7 separate regions of the Mus musculus genome follow, and regions 1, 2, 3, 4, 5 and 6 are each linked to region 7. Evidence: chromatin loops called from intact Hi-C (ENCODE). Cell type or tissue: heart. All regions are shown on one strand.

Region 1 (4,000 bases), 250 kb before region 7:
GTGTGTGTGTTTGTGTAACGATTTTTATCTGAGTCTCTGCTGGTTGGTTTCTGAGAGACTGTCTGAAGAGGTGATCCCAAGGATCTGACCTTTTTCAGAGACAGGAACCATGTTGGAGTTGTGTGAATTCATGGCAGGCAAGAAGTCACAAGGACAGTGTGGTGATGGTTTGTATTTTCCTGACCTAGGGAGTGACTTTAGGAGGTGTGGCCTTGTTGGAGTGGGTGTGGCTTTGTTGGAGTAGGTGTGTCACTGTGGGTGTGAGCTTTAAGACCTTCATCCTAGCTGCCTGGAAGCCAGTATTCTGCTAGCAGCCTTCAGATGAAGATGTAGAACTCTCAGCTCCTCCTGCACCATGCCTGCCTGGATGCTGCCATGTTCCTGCCTTGATAATAATGGACTGAACCTCTGAACCTGTAAGCCAGCCCCAATTAAATGTCCTTGTAAGAGTTGCCTTGGTCATGGTGTCTGTTTACAGCAGTAAAATCCTAACCAAGACAGACAGTGATAATTGAGGCAATGCTTGAATGATAATGGATATTTCTGATGTCTTGCCACCTTGAGGATCTAGTTTGTTGATACCTGAAGACTTAATGACCCAAATGTGGCAATAGTGCATTAAGTCTGACCCAGAAATATAAAAGGCTTTCTCCAGCCCGGCTCTGCCCTGAGGGATCCACTTCTAGAAGTAACAAAGGACCTTAGGCTAATCAAAAACTGTTGGGGTAGCTACAGGAAGTGGGACACATTGCTTCTCATCTTCATAAAAAAGCAAGATGGGTCACTCCAGAGACACCCCAGAGATGAAGGCTTAGATGCATGTTTGGGGCTATAAATTGGGGTAAGGAGGTCTTAGAAGGGATAGAAGCATTTGGATAAGTAGACTCACTTTCTTTTGAAGAAAATTGTGGTAAAATATACAAAATAGAAAAGTTTTACCTCTAAATATAGTTGTTTTTTTCATTTTTAAGAAATTTTGGAGAAATTTTAAGCTATTTTAAGCCACTGTTTGATGGCATATAATATATTCAACAATATTGGGCAACAATCACTGCTGTTCATTTCTAGATATTTTTTCATCATTCCAAGTACCAACTCTATACTTCTACGATCTAAAATCAAGAAAGGATGATGGCACCAGCCTGCACTGCTCTTGTAGACCACAGAGTCTGGTTCTAGCTCCTAGGAGTGAATGGGAATTCTGCAAATGTAACGCCTAGGTAGTCATAAACTAAACTGCAGAGATGTGGAAAGGTTGGGATGTTGCAGATCTGAAGGCCAATTCTCTCACCTGCAGCTGCCTTTATCTCCATTTCTTACCTACATCTTCGTCAGAACATCCTGTGAATAATAATAGATTAACGTCTTTTGAAACAAACCTATTAACTTTACAGACCACTAGCTTCCACCAACCCAAAAGCTAAAATGGCATCAGATAGCATCTGAGGCTTATGGAAAAGCTACCCCTATCTCTGAGGCCGCCTGTTTGATGTACTCACTGTTGTGTTTTAAACTCCACTTTATTTTAGACTTTCGTTGTTCTGTAAAAACTGTACAATTTCACAAAATGGCTTCCACATACGAACATGAAATTTGGGAAACCTAAGCCAGTGTTCCTAGGTCATGGTCATTCAAGCTGGCTCCAGATAAACTATTTCCCTTTGGAGTTGAGAACAGAGTGTTTTGAGTCAACAACACATTCTCAGGCAGCTCGCAATTGCTCCAAGGAATCAGGCCCCCTCTTCTGGTCTCTATACACACCATGCACCCAAACTGACATACATTTATTTATACATCATTAGAAATAAAAATCAAATCTTGTTTAAAAATAATGGATATTCGAATTGGTTTGCCCCTCCCTTGCTGACTCTACGCACTGTTTCAGCCTTCCTGTACCTTCTACCTGAGACAGTGATGCTGAGAACAGATGGTGGCTACTGAACCAGCACAAAATAACTGAGCCCAGTTTCCACAGACTGAGTGAGACAAGGCCTCTGACTCCCACACTTTGGTAGAGAAGCCCATCAAGACCCTCCATCAGTATTTTACTAGGATTCTGCCTCCTCCACATGGCCTGCTTGGGATGGGCAGAGGGGAGCCCTCGATTCATTGCAACAGTGCCATTAACTAGACGATCAGAATGAACTGGCCAGTCTGCTTCCATTCTTAGGGTGAATAGTAATGGTCAAAAGATACACAAATTCTGTTAAGGCAGAAAAATGAACTTCCCCTCTTGGCCATCCATCTAGATTATGCTTTTCCAAGGGCTTTGTTTATTTAGAAGGCAGCAATAAATCTCGGGAATTAGTGACCCTGGAGCCTTGGCTCCTCTCTACCATGTTAGCTTTTCCAACCCCCACCACTGGGAATGGCCGATGCTGCTCTGCCTTTGGAATGAGGGGCAAGGTCATGAGAATAAGACTTCATTTAATCATTTGGGTCTCGTCCCAGGTTACAAGAGCAGCTGAAACAAGACACCAGTTCTGGTCTGAGGGAGTGGTCTGGTTTACGAGCCTGGCCACTCAGTTATGATTGACACAAGTCTACACATCATGGCAGCTGAAGAGCCACCAAAGACAAAGTAAGTCAATATCCCCAGGTCACTTTACCAAAAGAAAGATGCTGTGCATATTCGAAGAAAGCAGATGACATTTCACCTGGCATGGGCTGAGGACAGGGAGGTCTCCTTGGAAGAGTACTTGAACTGCATAGTACAGAGGTGAGAGAGAGAAATGTGAGAGAGAGAGAGAGAGAGAGAGAGAGAGAGAGAGAGAGAGAGAGAGAGAGAGATAAAGCTCTTGAAACACAGGAAGACGGATGTCTGAGACACTGACGCCAGGATGGATTTGGAGCCAAGGGATCTTGTCAGTAGCTAGGAGATAATAAACTCTTTGGATTCTACTAATAAAAGATGAGATGCCTGTTCTAGTTCCCCGAGGCTGCTGCAACAAACTACCACAAACTTGGGAGCCTGAAATAACTAGTTTGGGAGGTCAAATATCCAAAACGAACTTCACTGGGCTAAAACCAAAGCGGCCTGAGGGAAGAAGGTGTATTTCATTTTTGCCAGCTCCTACATCTGTCTACACTGCTTGTTCTCCTGGGTGCTTGGCCCTTTCCAAAATAGGCATAGTCTATTTTTGTAACCAAAGAGGAGAGGAGTGAACAAGGGCTAGGAATGAAGCAGCGGGAGTTACAGGGTTCCTTGATGTGGGGGAAAGATCAAGTCTCTAAAGTTAGAGACCAGTGGACGTGGGGTACTGGAAAGCCAGGACCCCTCGAAGCTTCGAACAGAGAAGAGGAGCTGCTAGCCATGAGGAGCCATCACGGGGGGGGGGGATTCCTTTTCTCTCAGATGCATTTTATCCTTTCAGGTAATCCCACTGCTAATATTTGGCTCTAAGGCAGTGTGTGATTTGAAGTGCCCAGCGTTCCCCCACCCCCAACCCGTGCAAGTGGTGGAAGGGAACCTCCTTTTATAAGACCAAGACCCTACAGTAGCTCGGAATTTGCACTTCAAAGGTCTCTCTGATTCTGCATTCAGAGAGTCCTACCTTGCAGCTGGCTCTAACAAGATGTGGCAAAGCTTTGCTCCAGCCGCTTATCAGTCTTGGCAGCACTGGGAGTCTGTGGGAGACTGTGAATCCGTTCCCCTGGGAAGTTCCATGCGCATTCTGCTCAGAGGAAAAGGGCAAAGAGATGCTGGCAGCCTTCAGCCTGGGACCAGACCAAAGATCTTTGTCCCAGCCAGATGAGTAACATCCCTACTATCCCCCTCCCACTCCCCAGGTCACCCTGGAACCTTCTGCTCACTTCTTATGTTAGCAGCCCTGGGCAAGCCCAGGGGTTCAGACAGGGCTCCAGAGAGGCCCAGGTGGTGAGTGGGGAACTGTGAGCAGACAACAGGGGGTCCCCGTGTGAGCCAGGCAATAGAAGGTCAGATCTCCTGTGGCTGTAAACTCTGTAAACAGCAACCTAGGGAAGACTGCCTCTGGGCGTC
Region 2 (4,000 bases), 73 kb before region 7:
TAATAGGAAGGATAGAGAAAAAAAATATCTGTAGAAAATGGCACTTTAATGGTGCATTGAAATCATGTTTTTATCTTAGTTTGGGACAGGAGAGGAAAGTGCAGAGGGATGGGGGGGGGGAGAGTCAAACTTAAAAATAAAGAAAAGAAAAAAAATTCATAATTAGTTAAAATTAAGATGAGAAATAAAAGTACGAAGTTAGAATATTAACATTTAATCAAATGTGTTGGTCTTGCAGAAAGGAAACTGGCAGAATGTTGGCTTAAATAACCTGCTTACACGTACACAGCCGGGAACTGACAAAGCTTGAATTTCAATTGCAACAATCTAAACCATCATTTAAAATTGGAATCTAGCAAAGTCACAGAGCATGAGTGATGGCTGTTCCTGGTTGTCGACTACATCTGGAATGAACTACAATCCGGAAATGGAGGGCATACCTGTGATCCAGATCTTGAGAGTGGATGGCACAAGCTCTGACAGGAGATGACACACACTTTTGATTCAGATCTTGAGGCACAGTGACCATGCAAAGCTTAGGCCCAGACAGGAGTTGCTTTAATCCCAGGAGACTGAGGCAAGGAGATCTGATTTCAAGGCCAGCTTGGGACTGTGAGCTCCAAATCCAGGCATGGTGGTACACACATCTGGGCCATACCTTCTGCTGAAGCCTATATAAGGACATTAGAAGAAAGAAGACTCACTCTTCTTCGCATGCTTGCACTTACTGGCCAGCATATCCATTGGAACCTACTTCTTCGGGGGAGTCCAGTGTAAACAGAAGACCAGCTAAAACAGCTAACCTTGTGGGACTGAGCAACTACTAGACGCTTGGACTTCCCATTCACAGCTGCCCATTGTTGGGTTAGTTGGACTACAGACTGTAAGTCATTACAATAAATTCCCTTATATAGAGACATTCCATAAGTTCTGTGACTCTAGAGAACCCAGACTAATACACAGAGTGAGAAAACTTACAGGGAAAACTCTCACCAGACTATGAGAGTTTGTGCAGCCGATTGCCACGAACGCCAAGGAGCAGAGACAGGACAGATTTTTGAACTGCTCTTTTCAAAGTGTCTGTAATCTGAGAGGACAGGATTAACATTTTAGAGACTTGCTTTACCTGTTGTCTCTGCGCTAGCAAAGCAGAAGAAAGAAGTCAGTCATTCCAGAGTACGGCCACGTCTCTCATGTCATGTGGTCTGCTCAGTCTCCGAGATTCTCGTCTGGTGCTCCCCCTCCCCCACCCCGCTCCCCCATTGCTCATTCCTGTCCCTTCTTATTCTCTGTCTAGTTAGGTTTGCATACTCCCAATGCCAGTGAGTCTTGCATGCCTCTCAGAGCATCCTTAGTCAGATTTAACTCTGAAGAGACAAACCAAGCGGTGTGTCCTCCTGACCCACTAGCATAGTTGCGGCCATTTTGTTCCATGCTTGCCAGCTATTTCATATTGTTGCTGTAATATGCCTACCAGCCTTTGACATAGAAAAATAGTTTGACTCAGAGAAGGGTCATGCTGGTCACATCCCCTGTTATGTTCTGTATGTCCTGAGGTTTGTTAATCTTAAGGAATTCCACAAAGCTTTACATAGGGCCCATCAAATTAAAGGTCATTATGAACTGTTATGTCAAAAATGGCTTAAATCAGACCTGATCACCTGGCAGAACTTCCTGCACCTGAGAAAGATCTCATTGTCGTTTGTGTGTGTGTGTTTTCCTTTATAAGCTGACAGAAAAAGATAATGTAGTTCAGATAATTCTGAGCTATGTCCATGATCTAATCAGTATTAGGGTATAAATTCAATAATCCGACTCTCAGACCCCAACACTGAGCTATTGACAGTGTGTATGTGCATGGATTCCTTTCTCCGGTATTAAGTACAAATGCTCTTAGAGAATAAAGTTCCCTTATCCTTCCCTCCTGTCCCGTGTCAGAATGAGACGTAAGAGACAGTACAAAGAGACAGTAAGGTGGAGAGATATCTAACACTGCATTTAAAAATATTCCCAATGTGCTAATTATAATTATTCTTCAGAGCGTTTGTATGCATTAGCTCACTTCATTCCTGCAAACAACTTTGTGAGGTGGGTACTATTAATTCCATTTTCGGACGAGGACGTTTGGTAGATGTTTGCATAAGTTACACTTTAATAGCTTCTTCTGAAGGGAGACACCGCAGACTGACGGGTACCCGAGGGAAGACTGAAGCCGACCGAAGCAATCCCGCAGAAAGTGAAGGAAGGCAGAAGTTTCTCAGACAGGTAGTGGCTCACCACAACTTTCAAATCTGCCCAGCCAGCCCGCCAGGGCGTCACAAAAGCCCGTCGCTCCACTACTAAGCCACGCCCCCAGGCTGGTTGTTCTCTGAGCTTCCAATACTTCCCTTCTTCTCTCGGACTCCACCCACTTCGGCAGGAATCATTTCCGGGTATGTTGGATCCCGATTGGTCCAGAATCCGGAAGTGAGGGCGGGCGGTGGCGCCGTTGCCGCAGTGACAGTACGGGGGAGTGGGAAGATGGCGGCGTCGCGTCGCTCTCAGCATCATCACCACCATCATCAGCAACAGCTCCAGCCCGCCCCAGGGGCTTCGGCTCCGCCACCGCCACCTCCCCCGCCGCTCAGCCCGGGCTTGGCCCCGGGACCCACCCCTGCCTCGCCTACGGCCGGCGGCCTGGCGCCCTTCGCCTCCCCGCGGCACGGCCTGGCGCTGCCGGAGGGGGATGGCAGCCGGGACCCGCCCGACAGGCCGCGATCTCCCGACCCGGTGGACGGCGCCGTCTGCACCGTGGCTGCTCCGGCCGCGGTCCCGGCAGCTTCCGCCGCCGTCGGGGTCGCTCCCACCCCAGCCGGCGGCGGCGGCGGCGGCGGGAACAACTCCGCGTCGTCCGCTTCTTCCCCGACTTCGTCTTCGTCTTCCTCCCCGTCCTCCCCTGGCTCGAGCTTAGCGGAGAGTCCCGAGGCGGCCGGAGTTGGCTCCACGGCAACTTTGGGAGCCGGGGCGGCGGGCCTCGGCCCGGGGGTCCCAGCCGTGAGTGGGGCCCTGCGGGAGCTGCTCGAGGCCTGTCGGAATGGGGACGTGTCCCGGGTGAAGAGGTTGGTGGACGCCGCGAACGTGAATGCCAAGGACATGGCCGGCCGAAAGTCTTCTCCCCTGCACTTCGCAGCAGGTCTGTCTGGGACTTGAGAATTGTGGTTTACGGGGTTCGGAGCGGAGGGTGGGTGATTGGACCCAGGACAAAGAAGTTACAGGTTGTTAGCAGGACTTCACCCCGAGAGCTGAAGTTTTTAGTGCATGGGTGGTGGGGACTTGGAAGCGGGGACGAGGTGTGAATTCACCCCTCAGTGTTTGCAACCGTGGTACTTCAACTTATGCAAACTCTGTGTAGCGGTCAACCCTGGATGTGGGCATGCTTAAAACTTTTTCAGTTCAGAGTGTGCCTGCCTGGGACAAGTTGCATTTGAGTCGCTTTAGGGACAGCTTTGTCGTTCGTGAGACAGTTTTGTTTTTGTTTTTGTTTTCGGCACGGTTTTGTCCCCGGAGGACAGACAGTCCCGGGCCAAAAGAAGTGTACGGTAACTCAACAAGTGTTTTAAGAATCTCTCATATTCTTAAGATACACAACGCAAGACAATGGGGTTTGTGAAACGTCACGTTTTCTATGAAGTCGACTGTCTGTTTGGAGAGACTACAGCGGGCCAGTCGGAGACAGTAGTGATAAGGGTATTGTGTGCCTTATGATAAGGGGCAGAGAGAGACAGAGAGCGAGAGAGAGAGCGAGAGCGAGGGCGCAGCTTTGAGGTCCATTGTGTATTTACCTTGTCTCTCAGCTCATTTTCTTAGAGACAAAGATGAGAGGTTGTTTGAGCAAGGATCTAGGAAGAAGTCTCTGGCGGGGAAACTCTCCACATAGGCACTGATTGCTAAATGCTGAACTGAACTTTTTTTTGCCCCATCCCCCTTCTGAGTATGTAGTTGTTTTCTTTTTGAAACGCAG
Region 3 (4,000 bases), 310 kb before region 7:
TCCTTCTCCCTCCTCCCTCTTTTTCTCCCTCCTCCCTTCTCCTTCTCCCTCCTCCCTTCTTCTCCCTCCTCCCTCCTCCTCCTCCCTCCTCCCTTCTCCTTCTCCCTCCTCCTTCTCCCTTCTCCCTTCTCCCTCCTCCTCCTCCTTCTCCCTCCTCCCTTCTCCCCTCCTCCTCCTCCTTTGTCTCCTCCTTCACCTTTGTGCCCTTGCATTCCCTGTGCTAGAAGGGCCTCTCTCCATTTCATAACAGAGCAAACCCCCACTCTTCTTTCACCACAGTACAAATAATCCTCTGTGAGGCTTCTCCTGACTCTCATGGGCAGTTATTTCTCTCTTCTCCCTTTAAGGAGTTATTTTATGTGTACCTCTCTTCCCACAGTCTGAGCTCCCGAGCAATAGAGGTTGGGCCTCCTTCCTATTAGCTCCCAAGCCTAGCCCAGGGCTTGAGCACAGTAGTCACTTAAAATGATGAATGAGTGGATAAATGCATGACTTGGAACCAACCTCAAGAGCCCAGCAGTGATCTGGTACTGTGCTCAGTGATATCCGCTACAGAATCTGCAAAATGACCTGGTGGTGGGCAGGGAAGAATATAAAACTCCTGCTCATGTTTGTTTATCACAGGTTATCCATGAAAAGTAAGCTTTTCTTATATTTCACACAGACTGGTAGACATGCATGTATTTGGTCTGTAAAGAACCGGTGTATGTGCTTAAAATGCAGACCACAATTATAAACAAAGGGGAATGCATTCAAAGAGTCCAAACAGGGAAAACATGAACAAATGGAGGAGTAGGGGAATTAGTCTTGTGGAAAAGGCGAGAAGGACATCAGTCGACCAACAGAGAGGGTCATGCATAAGGAGTAAGAAGCTAGACAAGTATGGGGCAATAAGAACGAGGCTCCCCTCATGAAGACCTACCAAGGGATTTCTGCCCTTGTCTCCAGTATTGTTAAGCTAGGAACCAGCAATTAGGAGCCCAATGGAGACTCTCAGGCATAGGTAACAAAATAGGAAAGAAGAGGGACTGGGAGGAGGCTTACATTCTATAGTGTCCTTCTAGAACTGTTCCCTATCTGTTTGAAGGGCAACACACCAGGCCTCCGCATCAGGCCTGTCCAGCACCAGCCCGCAGCTTCTTAGAAAAGTCTATTTATAGCCTCTTGCTATTGCAGCACGCTGTGCTGTCGCCCTGTCGGTGGCTTGCCAGGTGGTGTGAGCCACTGCTGGGTGAGTGACCATCTCCTGGCTGCTTCCTGTTAGCTTAGGGAGCAACAAAGCAGGTGGATTTGTTTGTCAGTTGAGCAACCTGCCCATGCCCTGCCTAACCTGATGAGTTCCCCTTTAAACATTAACCGCTTTCTAAAACCTATGTTTTATGCTCAATGCCAACCAGGGCTGGGGGGGAGGGGTGCAGTAGAGAAGGAAGAAGAAAAAGAAAGAAAGAAGGGAAGGGGACCCTTTAACAATAAGTCATCTTCACAGTATCTAATAAATGTCCCCTGGGCTCTGGGAGCTGGAGACGCCATTTCCATCCTCAGAAACTGATCCCTGGTAAGGGAAACACATCTGAGATGTAAAACGGGAAGAGTGGAGGCGTGTCCACGGCTGTCACTGGGCCTTCTTCTGAGCTGCTATGCTCCCAGGATCTCCGTTCCCAGGACAGTGGATCTTAAACTTTAGTAAATAAAATCGATTCAGTGGCGCTAATGGTTTTGGGGAGCTGGTAGGACAAGGCTGCGAGTTTTTGAGGTGGAGCCACAGTTCTTTGCTTTGTTCAGCTTTCTGAGAGTGTCCAAGGTAAGTGGTCATAATCACAAGGGGGCGCTGCGCTTCCAACGTGTGAGGAATGACATGGGTAACCCTCAGGAACAGAGGAAACAGCAGGAGGTTAGAGAGGAATTAGGGGCAGGAAGTGGGAATGAGACAAAACCCACGCTGCAAACTAGAAAAGATGAACAGCCATTGCCAGAGGCACCGGGGTCATGCAGCTGGCTGGTGTCTGTGGTTTAGCCTGGTTCATGGTCCTTAGTGTGAAAACTATGACTTAGCTAAACAAGCACTCAGCTCTCTGAAGGCAGACTCACTACACAGAAACGTTGGACAGAAACGCTTCCTTTAGGAGCCAGCCTCTCCTTGGTCACGCCTCCCCTTCCTTACAGACCTCCTGGTTGTAGTCTATTGCTGATCTCCAGACTCCAGAGTCGCTAAAACCCAAGGGAATGGGAAGGAAAGATGAATTATTTTCTGCAGCTTCCGCAGCTCTTGGCAGCTCACAACTCGAAGGCTAGACAGACAGACAGCCGCGCTGCCTGCTTCCATGAAGAGGCGCTCCAGTGGCCACTAGTGACCTTGTCATCTCCAGATCTTGCTCCATCCTCGTTGCATCAAGACATGTTCCTCTTACACTGAACTCAAGACGCGCTGATTCCCTTGGGATGTGAGCAGTCCAACCCTCGCATCATTTCTTAGCATGTGTTGCTTGCGGCTGCTAAGCCCCGCCCCACCGTTTCTAAGGTGCACTTTCCCACGTTCCTCTCACCTGCGTTGCTCACCCCTGCCTGTGAGTTCCTCCTCCCCGAAGCCTTCCTTTCCATTCTTCCATTTGAAGACCCCTACCTCATTTTTTTTCTTCCCTTCATTGTGAGTCTTGACCTGGCGGGAGTGATGTTTGCTCGGATGAGTTCCACCTAGTCTAGTCCAAATTCGTGGGGAAGAGTTCTCATGTAAGCTTCTTGAGCCTAATGGTTAGGGACCCCACTAGTCCGAGTCAGACCCTCAGCTCTACCGTCCTCCAGCTCTGCCACCCACCTGCCCTGAGACCTTCCAGCTCTGCCACCACGGGCAGGTTCCGTCACTCCCTAAGTCTCCATTTCCTCACCTATAAAGTGGGGAAAGAACCATACTTAGTGTTCTGGGTAAATAAGCCAAGGCTTGTCCAGCCTATCAAGCATAACCGTCAGTGAATGTTTGCCCTTCTCGTTATGAATATTTATATCCTCACTTTTACTCTAATCCCTACGGGTTTAGTCTAGTAGATGCTAATAATGTTTATTGAATTAGCAATTAAGATATATAACTGCATCCATACATTACGACATTTTTAAAAAGGCATGAGCAACTCAATATATCCATTCATACATAAATATTTTATGCCCTTTCCTGTCTGTGAGGATTTGCTTAGAGAGGAATTTATCTAACTAAGCTCAGGTGGCCTCCTCACGCCCCTCTCCCTTTGTGCCTGTCGCTTCAAAGTGCTCGCCTCACTTCTGTGCCCGTCCTTCTGCTTGCTGTCCTGCTGCTAAAGAGCCAAACTGGAAAATGGTGGCTATTTAAAAAGGACCTTAAACTGTGTCTCTGTCCTCTAGAGGAAATAGCTGCAGGATTCCACCAAGTCTTTTGCTGTTTGAGCTCAGCATATCTTCCTGTCTGTATCCACCTTGTGAAATGTGGGCGAGGGGGACTAACTGAACCCTGTTGTCCCATTTAGTTTCCATGGTCTATGATTATCTTCGTGTGGGGCTGAGTTTTCAACCTTTATTAATATAAATTGATGACTACTCAGGCTTCTGAATTTTAATGATTTGACATTATTATTATTATTATCACTATTATTCCTGTAGCAAGAATGAAATGTCCATTCAGGAGACACCATATCTTGACTTTTTAATGGCTCTCCTCTACGTGTTGGGTGGGGCAGGAAGCTTCAGCTCCCATCAGCCTTGTTGCCCTGACAGGAAGAAAGAAAGCTCTACCGTGACCTGATTGCTTTAACTGTACGCAGTGAATTTTCAACTTACTGTATTTTCAAGTGACATTAATAATTTTATGGAGACCAAACCCTTGTTGTTAAGTCGCTGTTGTCCTAATTCCCTGATGAAGAAAGTCTGAAAAAGGAAATCGGTGGGGTGGTTCCTGCTCGCCCAGCCTCGTGCTTGTTTGTCTGCTTACCCAGAATGCCTAGAGGTGATTGCAAGGCTGAGACAAAGGTCTGGAAAC
Region 4 (4,000 bases), 110 kb before region 7:
CAACATTCCCCTACACTGGGGCATCAAGTCTTCACAGGACTTCCCCTCCCACTGATGTCCAACAAGGCCATCCATGTGTACTCTTTGGTTAGTGGTTTAGTTCCTGAGGGCTGGGAGGGGGGGGGGTGTCTATATTTTCAATGCTCAGCAATTAATTGTTGAATGAAAGGGAAAAAGAATGAAAGACAGGAGGGAGGATGAAAGAGAGGGAGGCAGAGGAAGGGAGAGGAGGAGGGAGAGGATTTTATCTCCAATTTTAACCGTAGACAAAACCAAACATGTTTTGTAAGCAAGAGACTCAAAGGTAAGTGTTAGGCTGGCATGGTATAAGTAAGACGCTTGCTGAGTTCAAACCCTGTTATCTAAAACATATAAAGTTGCCCTCTGACCTCTTCATGTGTGTATACTCTCTGCCTTATTTAGGATTTGACTGCTGTGAACAGATATCACGACCAAGGCAACTCATAAAAACAACATTTAGTTGGGACTTGGTTTACAGGTTCAAAGATTCAGTCTAGTATCATCAGGGTGGGAGCATGGCAGGATCCAGGCAGGCATGGTGCAGGAGAATCTGAGAGTTCTACATCTTCATCTAAAGGTTGCTAGCAGAATACTGGATTCCAGGCAGCTATGATGAAGGTCTTATAGCTACACCCACAGTGACATACCTACTCCAACAGGGCCACACCTCCAAATAGTGCTACTCCTTGGGTACAGCATATACAAACCTCTGTCTTTCTGTTTCTCTGTGTCTCTGTGTCTCTGTGTCTCTGTGTCTGTGTCTGTCTCTGTGTCTCTGTGTCTGTGTCTGTGTCTGTGTCTGTGTCTGTGTCTGTGTCTGTCTCTCTCTCTATTTCTCTTTATGTGTCTGTGTGTGTGCATCTCTCTCTTTCTCAATGAATAAATAAAATCTAAAAGTATTTTCTTTTAAGGTAAGTATTGTTTCTAAGCTTCCAACATAGAAGCCTCCTGAGGACTGCGGTACAGCCTCCTAAAATCCCTCTCTGCACAGAACATGGAGCCGGAAGACCAAAAATTACAAGAAGAAGAATAGATTACAAGATACATAGTATAACTTAACGGTAATTTCTAGGTCAGTCTCGAATAGTTACCATTAATAATTACAAGCTTTTATTGAACCCTTTCTATTTTCAGAGTGCTTTACAGTCACTAATGTGTTATTCCTCACCACAGCCTAAGAAATAGACCATTATTATTATCACATTACGCATGCACCAAGGATGTCACGTTGGATTTAATTGACCCAGGAATGTAGCTATTTTTAGTAGGTCATTTGGCCCTCTGCTTTCTGGTCTTAAAAAAATCTATGCCTGCTGCCTGGGGGGTGGGGGTGGGTTGCTGCTAAAGCGCAATTTAGAAAGAAACATTGTAGACAGCTGAGAGAATCACAGCAGCCAAGTGGGTACTAAATTTCTGAGAGGAAAGAGATGCCAGAAGGCCACCTCAATGTGTTCCAAAACTATGCACATTTGCTTCTGACCATTTGCTAAAAGATGACGTTTCTGCTAAGGTTGCTGCCACCTTGGAAATATGGATTTTATTTAACATACACGGATCTGGAAAAAAACACTTATGTAATTTGGTCTCACGATGCTGAAGCTTGTTTCTCATCAGTGGCAATTCTGACTTCCAGGACCAAACCCATTTTGTTTGTATAGGAGTTATATATGTTGATGCATGTTCACTCTGAGGACTAAAGCCATTATAATCACATACTGAGGGTAGTGTTCCCCATAAAAGGCTGGTAAATCTGTAGAATGGTGTTTAATTATTCAAACAGCTTCTCATATTTATTTATTTCAATTGTGGGTCACTGTCTTCAGACACACCAGTAGAGGGCTTCCTCTCCCATTACAGATGGTTGTAAGCCATCCTGTGTTTTTTGTTTGTTTGTTGAGTGCAATATGACTTGGAGCTAAAGGAGCATAATGGGTCATTGGTTTAACAAGTGATTCAATGTGATTGGTGTCCTTATAAAGGAGGGGAAATTTAAAATGCAATAGTTCATTAATTCTCTAAGTATTTTATACAATATATTTGGATCATATTCACCCCATTCTCCCCAGATCCTCCTTCCAAACTCCATGTGTTTCTTTTTTCTGTTGTTGTTAAATAACCTGCAGAGTTCAATTTGTGCTCAAACTAATGGGTTTAAGGCCATCTACCAGAGCGTGGTTAATTTACCAGGGGACCACTCTCCAAAAAAAAAAGACTCTCTCTCCAGAATCTATCAACTATCAATAACTCCTTAGAAAGTGGGTAAACTGTAACATGGAGACAGATATGTCAAAAGGAAGATGCTCATGGAAAAAGCCAAGGAATCCCAAAGGACAGGTAAGGACCAGAAGCTAAGGGAGGGAAAGAAATAGCTTTTCTCCTGGCTTCAGAAGGAAGGTGTCTCTACTAAGACACTATGAGGTGTTCCTTATGGCACACTGAAGAAACTAAAACAGGCTTCTTGATGGCTTAATATCAAAATTAGTTAAGAAATGACAGACTGCACAACCCACTGCCACAGCATCCAGTTATTCCCAGTGCTGTCACCTCCCGTTGTATAATAACCATTGACTGTAACTGTACAGAAAATAACCCTCATCAACCAGGCCGTTAGGAAACATTTTAAAGTATTGCATTGTCAACTACAATCCTAGCCACAGCTTAACGTATAGAGGTGACTTCTAAAAAGTAAATGGCCTCAGTGTCACTATATCCTAGTTGGTTAAGTGGTCCTCATTTGGAAATACATACTTTGGACACATAGAAAACACTGATTTTGTTTTTGTTTTTGTGTTTTTGTTTTTGTTTTTGAAGATAGGTATTTATTCACTCACTCACTTTACATCCTGATTGTGGCCTCTTGTCACTCCTCTCTTCCCAGTTCCATCCTTACAAACCCCCCACCCCCCATTACTCATTCCCTTTCTCTGAGGAAAAGCCCCCTGCTTGGATGCCACCTCACCCTGGGTCATCCAATCGCAGTAGGCCAAGTGCATCCTCTCGTACTGAGGCCCAACCATGTAGTCCAGTTAGGGGAACAGGATCCAAAGGCAGGCACCAGAGTCAGAGACAGCCCCTGCTCCAGTTGTTAGGGGACCCTCATGAAGACAAAGCTGCCCACTGCAAATGTGTAGAAGACCTAGGTTCAGCCCCTGCTGGCTGCTTGGTGCTTCCGTTTCTGTGAGCCTCCATGGGCCCAGATTAGTTTACTCTGTAGGATTCCTTGTGGTGTCTTTGACCCCTCCTGCTCCTTCAGTCCATCTCCTACTCATCCACAAGACTCCCCAACCTCTGCCTGATGTCTGGCTGTGGGTCTCTCCATCTGTTTCCATCTGCTGATGAATGAGACCTCTCAGGGGTCAGTTATGCTAGGTTCCCACCTGCAAGCAGAGCAGAGTTTCATAAATAATCTCAGGGATTGGTTCTCATATAGGGTGTGTCTCAAACTGGGATGGTCATTGGTTGGCCCTCACCTCAATCTCTGCTCCCTCTTTATACCTGTGCATCTTGTACGCAGGACAAATTTTCGGTCATAGGTTTTGTGGGTGGGTTAATGTCCCCTCCTCCCTCCGCTGGAAATCCCACCTGGCTACAGAAGGTGGCTACTTCAATCTCCATATCCAAAACAAGAACTTTTATTATAAAAAAATTTAATTACCTTTGAGAATATCATATATGCATACAATGTATTTTAATCACATCTACCCCCAAGACTCCTCAACAAGTCTCCCACCTAACTTCCTTTCCTTTTCTTTCCTTTTTCTTTTAAATAATCTACCAAATGCCAACGAATCTTGCACACATGAGCATGTGGGGTCCCTCACAATGGCATGGGCAACCTACTAATGGCCAGCCCCCGAAGAAAAAAGGACAGTAATATCAAATTATTAAGCTTAATTTTCTTATTGTGATTAAATAGCATAAAATTTGCCAGTCCTTTTTTGACAACTACTTGGTGGCATTAGGTATAGTCACATGCTGC
Region 5 (4,000 bases), 270 kb before region 7:
CAGCATCCCTGCTCACGTGCTACCCTGCACATGGAAGCCTCCTCTGGGCGTGGCATGATTGGTGCTGATGGACCAGCGCTGGAGCCAGCCTTGGTGCAGAGCCCAGTCCTTATGCACTTTTCATGCAATTTGAAGTTGATAGCCCAGTCCCTTTGCTAAGAGCACAGCCCAGAACCTAGGGAATAACGGTTTAATCCTTGCCTTGCCTCTTGATGCCTTCTAAGAAGTGCAGAAGAGAAACTTTCAAACACTGTCGGAGGAGGTAGAAGACTCTGAGCTGGCTCAGTTGTGCCCGAGATTTATAAAACAAACTGTCAGGACTTAGCTCTACTTGATTTGGGCTGCAGAGGGGGAGCAGGGTTCAGGAACTTCAGTAAACTATAACCCCAAAGAAGAAGAGCAGTTGTCACAGCACATTCGAGTGGCTCCTGGATCTCCACTGTGGGTCTCACAGGTAAACCTCTCCTTCCTGTACCCACTGTCAAGGAATACAAGATAGGGTGTGTCTTAGTTAGGGTTTTACTGCTGTGAACAGACACCATGACCAAGGCAAGTCTTAGAAGGACAACATTTAATAGGGGCTGGCTTACAGGTTCAGGGGTTCAGTCCATTGTCACCAGGCCAGGAGCATGTCAGCATCCAGGCAGGCGTGGTGCAAGAAGAGCTGAGAGTTCCACATCTTTATCTGAAGGCCGCTAGCAGAATACTGACCTCCAGGCAGTTAGGACGAAGGTATTAAAGCCCACTCCCACAGTGACACACCTACTCCAACAAGGCTACACCTCCTAATAGTGCTACTTCTTGGGCCAAACATACAAACCCTCACAGGGTGTGTCCCTACATTTTTCAGGACCTTAATGCAACAAAAGTTGCCTTCCTGTAACAGCTGGAAAGAAACAATAGCAGATCTCCATTGTAGTCCAGACTCCTTAAAGGACCAGCTGCAGTGCAGCTAGAGTTACAAGCAGTAGTGAGCTGTTCAGTATGGATTCAGGGAACCAAACCCAGATGCTTTGGACGAGCAGCAAACATCCTTAACTGCTGAGCCATCTCTCCAGGCGCCCTCGCTTTTTTAACGGCAGCCAGTCTCATGTAGCCCAGGCTAACCCCTAACTCATTACATGGCTGAGGGTGATCTTAAACGTCTGACCCTCCTCCCTCTAGCTCCTGGTATCAACATTAGTCTTTTCTCCGGAAGAGTATCGCTATTGTACAAACCCAGGCAATACAAAAACCGCAACATTCCGTGAGAGCTAGAGCCCAAGGTAAGGGTGGCGCGCTCCAGAAGGGGCGTGGGTGTTTGCCTATGGAGCAGCCTGCACTGGCCACTCCCCCAGCAAATCCCAGCCAGGCCGCCGGTTCTCTCTGAGCCCGGCTCCAAGGCAGTGCTGGTGAGCAGCTTGTCATGATGGGAACATGTCTCATTCCTTTCTGTCACGGTCAGATGCTCAACAGTTTCCTGGGATTTGGAGCAAGTTGTTCACGTTCTTGACTGATTGCTCATCTGTTAGAAAGATTCAGGGGAGGGCCCCAAGATTGCTGGCAAAGACTGACCCTAGAGGAGGAAGCAAAAGTCATGGCTATCCAACTGCCCAGAGTAGTAGCTCTCAGCCTTCGTAATGCTGCAACCCTTTAATACAATTCCTCATGTTGTGGTGACATCCCATCCCCACCCCGCCTATGACATTATTTCTGTCGCTACTTCGTAACTGTAATTTTTCTTCTGTTATGAATCATAATGTAATGTCTAATATCCAGGATATCTGATATTCAAGGCCTGTGAAAGATGATTGGATGGCCAAGGGGGTCGTATCCTTTCTGAGGCTAACGGGAGGGGGTGGGGATGAGAGGGAGGGGCTAGGAAGAGAGGTGGGAGGGGAAGCTTCGATCTAAATGTTAATCAATAACTTAATCAATTTTAAAAAGAAAAAGAAAAGAAAAGGCCGTTCTATTGATGAGCACTGTGCTCTGTGGTCACCACAATCTGGACACATCTTGTTGGTTGGATCCCTAGTTGGCAAGGTCATGTGCAGGGTAAATTCAGACACACGTCTTTTCCAGAGTGAGCACCGGGGTGGGGGCGGAGGGTCCTGGGAAGACAGAGAGTTCTTCGGCTACCTACATTCTTTAAAAATCTACTAGTTTTGCCCAATGATTTGGTCAGCCTTGACCAAAGAAGCATTTTTTAAGGGAAATTTCACTCCTACATCCACTTCCAAAGTAATGTTCCTGCTGTCCACCAGGGGGCGATTGAAACGCGGCCCCGAAATCAGAACCAGGAGGCGCTGTGAGTCTGAAGGGAAAGCAGCAGCAGGAAATAGGTGGCTTTACGCAGTGATTCTTGTAACAAAACTCACCAACCAACCCTCTTAACTTTTCTAGGATTCTCTGGTTAGGTTTCCACTCTGGTGCTGTAGGGGTAGATGTTACTGCTCCCCGACGTGATCCAGAAAGGCCAAACTCTCTCTCTCTCTCTCTCTCTCTCTCTCTCTCTCTCTCTCTCTCTCTCTCTCTCTCTCTCTCTCTCTCTCTCTCTCTCTCTCTCTCTCTCTCTCTCTCTCTCTCCTCTACCGCACAGAGTGTTTCCACCCTGCTACCGAATTGCCTCGATATTCGGTGGATTATGGCATCAATCTGAGCCGTGCACAAGGTCAAAGAACTTGGTGGCTTCTTGCTCGAAGTATGGGCAGGTACAGCATTCATTTCACAAGCAAGCAGCCACTGTCTTACAGGGCTCATGCAGCCAAACCGTGCCTTTTTCTTGAGTAGGACCAGCCCTCAGACACTGCTCTGCCCGGTCGCCATCTTCTCGTCACTGTGTGTCACTAAGAAATGGGTCATCTTTGCTGTTAGAGTAATTTTGTTTCTGGTTGAAAAAATTGTAGCATGCATATGTTTCCAAGGCTGGGACATAGTCAGTGAAGAGGAAGACCAGGAGAAAGCGCAGACTAGAGCAGCAGTTTTATCTGACCCTGCTTGGTTCAGGCTACTGAATTGAGTGAGGCTCTGCATCCGTAGGCTCTGCATTCTAAATTAGAATGATCTGGTCCTTTGGAAGTTCCTAGGATTTGAGAGGTGACTTAGTAACCATCTCTGACCTCTCTGGGGGCTGGCTCACTGGTACCCAGCTTCCAAATCCTAACAGTGAGGTAGAAGCAAGCTCAAGACTTACTTTACTCTGCCTGTCGACTTCCCAGTTGGTATAAGCCAGGCATTCCGACAGAAACCCATCACTCCTCGTGGTTTGTCTGTGGAGCTAGGTAAGTAGGCTTTTGTGAGCTGGCCTTGGGAGCTTGCCCATTATGTGTAATTTCAGAGCTGTGGGATACGAAGCTCACATTCTAAATGACTGCCTCACTGGCTTTTAGAATTTTCCTGAAATGAGTATATTGCTGATTGTGAACAACCTGGGTCGTTTTTTGGTTTTGTTTTGTTTTCTGTAAATGACCAGAAATGGGCTGAGAGAGAGTTGGGGGTAAATCAGAATATTTCTGAACGGCAGAATCCATCTCTTTGTGAAGAAGGCTGACATGCCTCGGGAAGGGAAGCGGGGTCATGCTGGTTCTTAAATGATTAGTCAAAGGGAACTGTGAGGCGTGCCTCTCACCCTTCATCCTGGCTCTGCGTGTAAATGTCTGTGTCTTAGAGGAGAGGCAGAAGCCGAGGAGAATGTACTGAAAGCTGAGACGCACTGGAAATGCCTTCCGCGGTGAAGATCAGGCTGTCCCAGGAAGATCAATTCTGCAGAACAAAACTCAGTGATGGCTTTGGCTTGGACATGCAGGCTGCGCATCTCCCACATACTGCCTCCATGAGCTGAGGCAAGGTGGAGGATAGGGGCCATTCTTCAGTCACCAGAGATGATGTGAAACACAGGGTAACACATGGCACACCACATCGATCTGACAGGATGTGTTGCTGTGACCATATGCTCGCCCACAAACTTGGGCAGACAAGAAAACATCTTTACATTTAAGAAGCACAGTTTAAAATAAAATTT
Region 6 (4,000 bases), 570 kb before region 7:
TTTCTTTTATGATTTTGTTAATAATATTTTCCGTGCCTTTGACCTAGGATTCTTCTCCTTTCTTTGTACCTATTATTTGTAGGTTGGTCTTTTCAAAGTCTCCCATCCCAGATTCCCTGGAATTTTTTTGAGTCTGGAGTTTTTGTTTTTCCTTTTTCTAAAATTTAATGTTTTCTTTGATTTTTTATTTTTTTCCTACTGTGTCTTTGTGATCTGAAAGCTTCTCTGCCATTTCATTTTAATTTTGACTTACTGAACTTTTCTTTTAAAAAAATTTCCCCCCTTTGATCTTTTAGAGTCAGGATCACAGGAACTCGCTATGTGGACCAGGCTGACCTCAAACTCACAGAGACAGATCTGCCTGCCTCTGCCTCCAGAGTGCTAGGATTAAAGACATATTTCACCACACCTGGCAGTTTAATTTAATAGTGGTTTAAATTAAATACACTCAACTGTTGGTGTTTTCCTCGTCTTTGTTCAGGCATTTATTCATATCCTTGTTAGGTCCTTGAACATATTCATAATTGCTATCTTTAAGTTTTTGTGTTGTGCCGAGTTCTTAATTACTTACTTGGTTCTTTGTTTTCTAGGTTCCCAGAAGCCAGACCAAACTAACAATAATGCTTGAAAAATTAGGAATGGATTATGATGGACGGCCTCACAGCGGTCTCGATGACTCTAAGAACATTGCTAGAATAGCTATTCGGATGCTTCAGGATGGATGTGAACTTCGAATCAATGAAAAAATACTTGGAGGGCAGTTGATGAGTGTGTCCTCATCCTTACCAGTAGAGGGCGCTCCAGCTCCACAGATGCCACATAGTAGAAAGTAACTGCAGTTTTGTCTGATCAGTTGCTACAAAAGTAGCAGGCGAATGAATCTGAGTTAATGCAACCTTCAAGCACCTTAAACATTTAAGATCTTATTACAATTACAGATAGATGGGTATGTATGCAGACATTTTGTGGGAGGACACACCAAATTCTTTGTCACCAGCACTTTTGATCTGAGCAGTATTTGTTACACACAGTAACCAGTCTCTGCTCAGAACTGAATTTTATAATGTAAGGTGTCCAAGATGTGTCCCTTGGCTTTTAAGATGGAAGTTTTATCAGAAAATTCTTTACATGTCATGTTCTTATTGATACTGGAATTTAAAATGAATTTCTACATTACCACCATGAAATTAAATACATTTTTTGAAAATGTGGAAAGGATTGAAAGGTAGTGTTTGCCCATTGAGTTTTAAGTAAAACGTGGTTCTTTTAACTTTGTAAGTTTGTAGGTGAAGTGAGGGCTTTGTCCCAAGAAGGCTGTGTGGGTACCAGATTCTGCAAGTGTTGAAGTTCTATAGTTCAAGTGGCATAATGTTTCTATATAACCTACACGTTCTCCCACATATTTTAATCATCTCTGGGTAGCTTATACTTAATAAACTATAAAGAAATGGTTGTATCATTTAGGGAATAATGACAAGGAAAAAAAAAAGCCTGCAAGTTGATGTAGACACAACCATAGTGGGCCTTGCTACATAGCTCATGAGCTAAAAAAAAACCAAGATCTGAGATGGTGGAGGCAACTTCAGCTGTCCCCTGCGTCACTCTCTGGCCAGCAGCTGTCCCCCCCTGCGTCACTCACTCTGGTCCACTCAGCAAAGTGCTTGCTGAGCAGCAAATTCAGGTGTTTCTTCTTGGAACATTTTCGGCATATCTGTGTATAGCCTATATTCAAGCCAGGAAGTTGTTTCTAAAGGTGTCTACTTTGACAGCCCTGAACACACATGACCCCCAGAACACACGTGATAGACTAAGAGAATCAACTCAGCTCAAGGATGATAAAGTACTGGGACCAGTTTCATATTATAACTGGAAACCTTGTAATAGGTCATAGAATTTAGTTAAAAATCTAGTTACTGGAGGCTAGCAAGATGGCTCAGTGGTTAAAAGTACTTGCTTCTCTTGTAGAAGATCCAAGTTCAATTCCCAGAACCCACATGGTGGCTCACAACCATCTGTAAGTTTCAAAGAATCCAACAGGCAAAACATTCATAAACATAAAATAACTAAATTTAGAATACTGGGCTGGAGAGATGCCTCAGAAGTTAAGAGTGCTGGCTGCTCTTTGAGAGGCCCTGAAGTTCAATTCCCAGCACCCACATAGTGGCTCCCAACCCCCTACAATGAGACTGCTGTCCTCTTCTGGCATGCAGGCAGAATGTTGTATATATAATATATACATCCTTTTTAAAAGTCTAATTACTGGTGAGACTAATGGAAAGTTAGAAAAGGCAGCCTGGTAGCACAGATGTGTAATTTCAGTCCTCAAGAGTTAAGGCATAGGTGAATCTGAAGCCACTCTGAGCCATATAATGAGCTCCTGATTCCAAAATGTGTCAGTAGAAAATACAAGTGAACTTGTGAGAGCTATAACTTACAAATCAATGGGAAAATCTGAAGATTTGCTCCTTGCCTTCCCTCACCATTGTGAATGTATATTCGCCCTGCTTTTGAGCTCATGGTAAACATTTGTATTCAGTACTGTGAGGTGAAATGTTTTGTTCCATAGTAAAAAGTACCTGGCTTGTCTTGGTGAGTGACCAGTATATATTGGAAAGTAATTCCTGCTTCTAAAGTCAAGATGTGCTCTGGAGATGATGATGTCATACTGTCTGGAGGCTAACAGTGGGAGCTTTTGGAATTAAACCCCTCTAATGCTTTCCTGGACCCATCTCATTGGCATTGCCTGTTGTTTTGTTTTTTCAACTTTCCTTAATGATTGTGATCATATTATGTCCATCACCACTATAATCAAGTAGATTGATCATGTTTCCTAACTCGGACATAGGAGGAACGACAGCGATGCGCTTGGGACCATGAGAATTTGCTACCCAGGCTTGCGGTTTCATTCCCCAGTGAGCTCTGTCTTGAAGCAAAGGGACAGGAAATGGTCATTGTGAGGGACAGAAGCCAGCAGGCTCTCTGGACTGACTTACTCTTCATTTTCTCACATAAGCCATGGTGACACAGGCAGGTTCATGCCCTAGAAAAATAATTGCTTGTCACCTGATTGCATAGTTGCTACTGAATAGGGAAACTACCATTGGGAAGTTAGAGAATAGCAGGACATACTAATGCCTTCCTCTTTGTTTTGTTTTTAAATCAGGCTGTTTAAATTTTTTCCTAATCAAGTGCTTAACATTTTTTTTTTAAAGAACTTAACACTGCAAGCTTTTAAAATGCTTTTGGCTCTACTAAGTATTTCGCCATCTTCACTCACTCTGAGTCTCTGTCAAACCATTTGATTTGGCTTTCTGCTGATATAACCTGTCTGTAAGTTATAGAGTGAGTCATAATTCTTGAAAGGAAACTACTGCAGCCTGCCTGCCTACGTTGTGTGTAAAGATACTGGTTCTTGTTACTGCTGGGATGGCTTACACTGGTGCTAGTGTTTGCTGATACTTACTTAAAGCTTTATTTTCTCAGTCGCCATGGTCATCTCCTTGTTTTCCTTTTACTTGCTTGGACATTGAGACTGATTTTTCCCCCTGTATTATTTTCAAATCCACACAAACTGGTATATATTCTCAGCTACATTTTGTCTGATTTTGTATTAAATACTGACATTGACTCTGGAAATTTTTCTTTCTCTCCACTTCTCCCTCTGACTGGGTCAAGCAAAAGCAGGAAGAAGAGGTTTTCTTTTTTTTCAGCATGTGTTTCTGCGTGTATGTGTGCCTGGGAGAGTTTATGTGCACCATGTACCCTTAGATTCCTGTGGACGCCTCAGAACTGGAGTTGCAGGTGGCCATGAGCACCTAATGTGGGTGCTGGGATCCTGAGTCAATGCCTCTGCAAGAGCCGTCGCACTCAACTCTGGGGCCATCTCTCCAGCCTCAAGGCCCTTTCTTGTAGCCTTTAGAGACCTGCTTGTCCTGCTGTAGGGATAGGTTTTCTCAGCTGGGTTAACAGGAAAGACCATGGGAGTCATGCTAAACTGGTC
Region 7 (4,000 bases):
TGCTGGGGTGCACCTGTAAATCCATTGTTGGGAGTCAGGCTGGGGATCATCAGCACAAATTCAAGTCCAGCCTGTGTCAACATACTGAGCTCCAGGGAGGCAAAGGGAAGAACGAAAGGAGAATGGAAAGAAAGAACAAAAGACCATCATCAGAATAGCGTAAACTATTGCCAAGAGGATCAACTATGCAGTTCACTTTTCTAAACTACTTCCTTTTTTTCAGAGCAAACATGATACTTGGATTTTTTTATTTAATTGCAGAGTGCTTCACTTGCCATTGGATCAGTATTGGATGACTTGTAAATAGTGGCCATTCTGAGCTCTAAGGTCACAGACCTTTGTAGGTTTTTCCTTGTTTTGGAAATAGTCATAGAAGATTTTAGAATGAAAACAGTAGGCTAATTGCCCCCCCCCCCAGACCCTTGTTTCTATGTAATAGAGTAGCTTTGGAAGATTGGTGTGCAGGAGGATCTAGCTTTAGTGGTTTGAGAGTAGATTGTTTCCTGGTCATGTGGCTAAGTTCTTTCTACAACCAGGTAACTAGTTCAGAGACTTCAAACCAAAACACAATGAAATACATCACCTAAACTAATATCTTCTTCCCCCAAATAGGCTGTGGGTTTGGCTGAGAGAATCGATTTCTTGTGTATGATGGTACCTCAATGCAAAGCTTTCTGTATTGTCTTATCATAAGTTCAGGGCACTCTTCAGCACTCTCCAGGAATATCAATAGTCAGTTCTAGTCAGTTCGTGGTACTGCTGTACGCTTAGCAATGGGAAGTCCCCGCATTAACTTGGTAGTGGAGGTTCTTGACTGAGGTCTGTACAAAGCTCTTCCTTGAGACACCTTATAAGTCCAGGAACTAAAGCAAGCTATGGAGGTGTGAAACACATCGGTCACTTGAATAGACCCAGAACTTCCTTTATTCCTCTTCCCGTGCCCAGGTGTCCATGTTTATATGCTCGGTGCTTCAGAGTAGTTCTGATAGGAAAATTTTGGTTCATTATATCATTTAAAGCTACTAATTCTTTGCTTTATAAAATGTTCTTATACTTCACAATTTAGTTTCTTTCTTCTAGCGTACATATATCTTGTCTTCCTAGGCTCAAATTTAGTGATTCTTAGTCTAGGCATTAGCTTAGTTATGGAGCCTGATAGATGAGTATGAAACTAGACACTCATGTGACTGCTTCAGGATCAGTTTATTAACTAATGAATATGACAGCCACTGGGCATGGTGGTATATGTCTGTAATTCCAGGACTTGGGAGACTGAGGTCCAGGCCAGCCTAAGCTGCGTAGCAAGGAGCAGGCTAGGCAGGCCAGAGAGACGGGTGAAGTGGAGACAGGTGACTTTTCAGTGACATTTCTTTCAGTTCATGTAGAATGTGAGCTGTCACTGCTGGGCACACACAGTGTGCTGTAAAAACAGAGGTCAGAGTTTCTTTTCAGTCTCTCACTACTTTTAACACCTGTGACTTCCATGTTCATAAACTTCTCACGTTATTCCATCTCTGAAAAACAAAATGGCTCAGTTTTACAAAATGGTCTGCTTTGATCCTGCGAGTTGTTGGATGTAAAGACCCTCACAGTGTCAACACTGGGGTAAATCAGTAAGCATGGCTTCTATATGTAGGTTTCCAAGAGAAAAGTTTCCCTGCAGCCTAAGAGAAAGAGAGGCTATTTCTGACTGCATCAGAGAAATAGGAAGGGGAGGTTGATTTTTGACCTGACAACATTTTAAAAACATTAATTTGTGTATCTTTGTGGGCACCCATCCTTTTGCATGTATCAATATTTGGTATTAATGACTATTCAAAAAAACCCAAACATTGTCCCTACCTGTTTTCACTCCCCTGTGTTATATAATGACACTGGGATGTGAAGCCAGCTCTTCTCACTCCAGCCTGCTCTTTGTCTGCTTCGGCACACCTCTTATCACCCCTCAGTGAGAGAGAGAGAGACAGAGAGAGAGAGAGAGAGAGAGAGAGAGAGAGAGAGAGAGAGAGAGAGAGAGAGAGAGAGAGTGTGTGTGTGTGTGTGTTAGAAAAGGCCAGTGTCCATAGAGCACCATGCTCTCCCTGCCAAAGTGAAACAGACCTGGTGGTGTGGCTGCTGTAAGCAGCTCGGCTTTGCTGTCAGTGTACAAAGGACTCTAAATTCATTATGTACCAGTTCCTGGGAGGCAGAGTGTGAGAAATGGCTTCGGCTGTTGACTGATTGTGGTCCTTGGGCACCAGATAGTGGATGCTGGAATGTATTGCAGAAAAGCTGATTAAAGCCCTGGATCTCTAACAGGAAGAGTAACGTCATCTGTAATGCACACTTACAAGTTTCTTGCCTTATTATCAGCCTATGCAGAAATAATATTTTTGCAAAAATGTGCATTTGGCAAAATTGCATGCTGCGCATGATTAGGACCTTTGTCCATAGGCTGATTGGGACTTTGAGGCGCCTGAGTCCTTTGCTGTTTTGTAACTTAGCTTATTGGAATTCTATTTCACCATGACTTGGACATCAGGAGTAGGCACTTGGAGTTCAAGTGTATGTATACATAGTACAGGATGTCAGCTGTCAGAGCCTGCTATCTCATCCCCATGCCCTGGGTGCTGCAGTGAAGCATAAGTGGGAATAGTTATGTAGTCAGTAAGCTGGAAGATGCTTAAATACAGTGATTTTGCAACCCTCCTTTAAAAAACATCCAATGTTTTCTCAGCACGTTCAAACTTAGTCCTTTCATGCAGTCTGTCTCATTGTCCTGCAGGTGTCACTGGGCTGTCCAGAAAGAGCCAGCACTTCTTGTCTTCCCTCAGGCCTTTCCTTCTCTCTCTCAGTCCTTACCTGAAAGCTTCTTTCTTCTTTAAAACGTCTTTAAAAACTGCTTTAGTCTCTCTCTCCCAGAAAGGCTTCCTTAGCCCCAGTTAGCCTGTTAGTAATCCCATTTAGACTAGCCAATAAGCACATAATAGTATTTCATAGGATTTCCTCACAATCTACTGTAATCATTTGCTTACTTCTTTTTCTGCTTTAATAGGATAATCTTCCTTGAAGTCAGAGGTGACAGTGTTGTCTTTGAACATGGCATGCATATACATATATATATGTGTATACACACACACACACACACACACACACACACACACACACACACACCTTTTGAATACATGAGTGGCTTTATAGATGTATTCCATAATTTGCATTATTTAGATTGTAATTATTCGGGCTTTTTAAGTTTTAATTTTGACTTTATAAAATGACATTCCTAGTATGTTTAATTTCCATACCGCTGTTAGAAAATGTTTAATAAAGGTAAGTTTTTAACTCTTAACCATTTTTTGCCCTGAAGATACAATTTGATTTTTGTGCAGTTATTTATTAAACAATTGAACTACAATTTATAGGAAATTGAAAAGACTAATTTTGTGATTCTGAAATTGTTCAGATTACTATATGGAATTGGGGGTACATAGAACTGACTTTATTAGTATAAGATTCCCTTAATAACTTCTACATTTGAAAACATGTGATGATAGCTTCTAGATTTTAGCCTAGTTCCAATTCAAGACACAAGCGATATAATATTCATTAATAGTAGATTATAGGAGTTAAGCAGCTGCTCCTTGGTATCTTTGTAGAGTTTGTGTTGAAATAGCTCAATTTTACATCAAAATACAAAGAAAGATATAACTGCAAATCTTAAAGTTTTTTTAAAAGTATTTTAAAGTAATTTACAGTAACTTTTATTTGATCTAAAGTCTTCTTTTTCTAATATATACCTGCTATTTTTCACAGAAGGCCATATTAAGACAATTTGTATAATCATTTCTTTAATGATATTACCAGCACAGTTATTGCATTAAAGCAATCACAATCACAGTCCTGGCTGTTGTTTTTGTTTATCGAAGGAGCAAACACAGTGTTGTTATCATTAAGGCTCCTCATCCTTCATTTGCGCTAGCGAAAGAAACTTGGGTGCTCTAAGGAATCTGTTATGGGAGAC

Evidence for each region. A loop is a pair of places that touch in the nucleus more often than their neighbours do. Peaks named below come from ENCODE experiments on the same cell type or tissue, not always from the same donor. Only the 100,000 strongest peaks of a DNase experiment are listed, where the experiment ranks them.
Region 1: a loop joins it to region 7, with 3 times the contacts of the local background. A loop is called at or near these places in 12 of 42 quality-filtered maps.
Region 2: it touches region 7 in a loop (2.1-fold over the local background); 10 of 42 quality-filtered maps call a loop at or near these places.
Region 3: it touches region 7 in a loop (3-fold over the local background); 2 of 42 quality-filtered maps call a loop at or near these places.
Region 4: it touches region 7 in a loop (2.6-fold over the local background); 4 of 42 quality-filtered maps call a loop at or near these places.
Region 5: it touches region 7 in a loop (7-fold over the local background); 25 of 42 quality-filtered maps call a loop at or near these places.
Region 6: a loop joins it to region 7, with 4 times the contacts of the local background. A loop is called at or near these places in 13 of 42 quality-filtered maps.

What each region holds. Positions count from the first base shown.
Region 1 is chr8:35,143,025-35,147,024 of GRCm38, reverse strand. No RefSeq gene overlaps it. Among named protein-coding and RNA genes, the nearest start is that of Gm34419, 50 kb to the right of the region's middle. In heart, no CTCF peak of the experiment used is centred here; DNase peaks (open chromatin) are centred at 2,434 and 3,584; H3K27ac peaks cover 1,766 bases.
Region 2 is chr8:34,964,186-34,968,185 of GRCm38, reverse strand. It overlaps Tnks (tankyrase, TRF1-interacting ankyrin-related ADP-ribose polymerase), which reads left to right and starts at 2,496. Exons shown (of 27, transcript NM_175091.3): 1 at 2,496-3,172. The coding sequence starts at 2,521. In heart, a CTCF peak has its summit at 2,329; DNase peaks (open chromatin) are centred at 2,425 and 3,105; H3K4me3 peaks cover 2,419 bases; H3K27ac peaks cover 2,270 bases.
Region 3 is chr8:35,203,668-35,207,667 of GRCm38, reverse strand. No RefSeq gene overlaps it. Among named protein-coding and RNA genes, the nearest start is that of Gm34474, 13 kb to the left of the region's middle. In heart, a CTCF peak has its summit at 1,825 (motif pointing right); DNase peaks (open chromatin) are centred at 1,167 and 1,847; H3K4me3 peaks cover 1,204 bases; H3K27ac peaks cover 2,492 bases.
Region 4 is chr8:34,998,787-35,002,786 of GRCm38, reverse strand. No RefSeq gene overlaps it. Among named protein-coding and RNA genes, the nearest start is that of Tnks, 35 kb to the right of the region's middle. In heart, a CTCF peak has its summit at 1,844 (motif pointing right); no DNase peak of the experiment used is centred here; H3K27ac peaks cover 261 bases.
Region 5 is chr8:35,157,778-35,161,777 of GRCm38, reverse strand. No RefSeq gene overlaps it. Among named protein-coding and RNA genes, the nearest start is that of Gm34474, 59 kb to the left of the region's middle. In heart, a CTCF peak has its summit at 2,249 (motif pointing right); no DNase peak of the experiment used is centred here; H3K4me3 peaks cover 413 bases; H3K27ac peaks cover 1,139 bases.
Region 6 is chr8:35,465,961-35,469,960 of GRCm38, reverse strand. It overlaps Eri1 (exoribonuclease 1), which reads left to right. Exons shown (of 7, transcript NM_026067.3): 7 at 591-4,000. The coding sequence ends at 833. Among named protein-coding and RNA genes, the nearest start is that of Gm51568, 28 kb to the left of the region's middle. In heart, no CTCF peak of the experiment used is centred here; no DNase peak of the experiment used is centred here.
Region 7 is chr8:34,891,391-34,895,390 of GRCm38, reverse strand. The region is part of intron 3 of Tnks (tankyrase, TRF1-interacting ankyrin-related ADP-ribose polymerase); the gene reads left to right. Among named protein-coding and RNA genes, the nearest start is that of Tnks, 72 kb to the left of the region's middle. In heart, a CTCF peak has its summit at 2,237; no DNase peak of the experiment used is centred here; H3K4me3 peaks cover 508 bases; H3K27ac peaks cover 1,446 bases.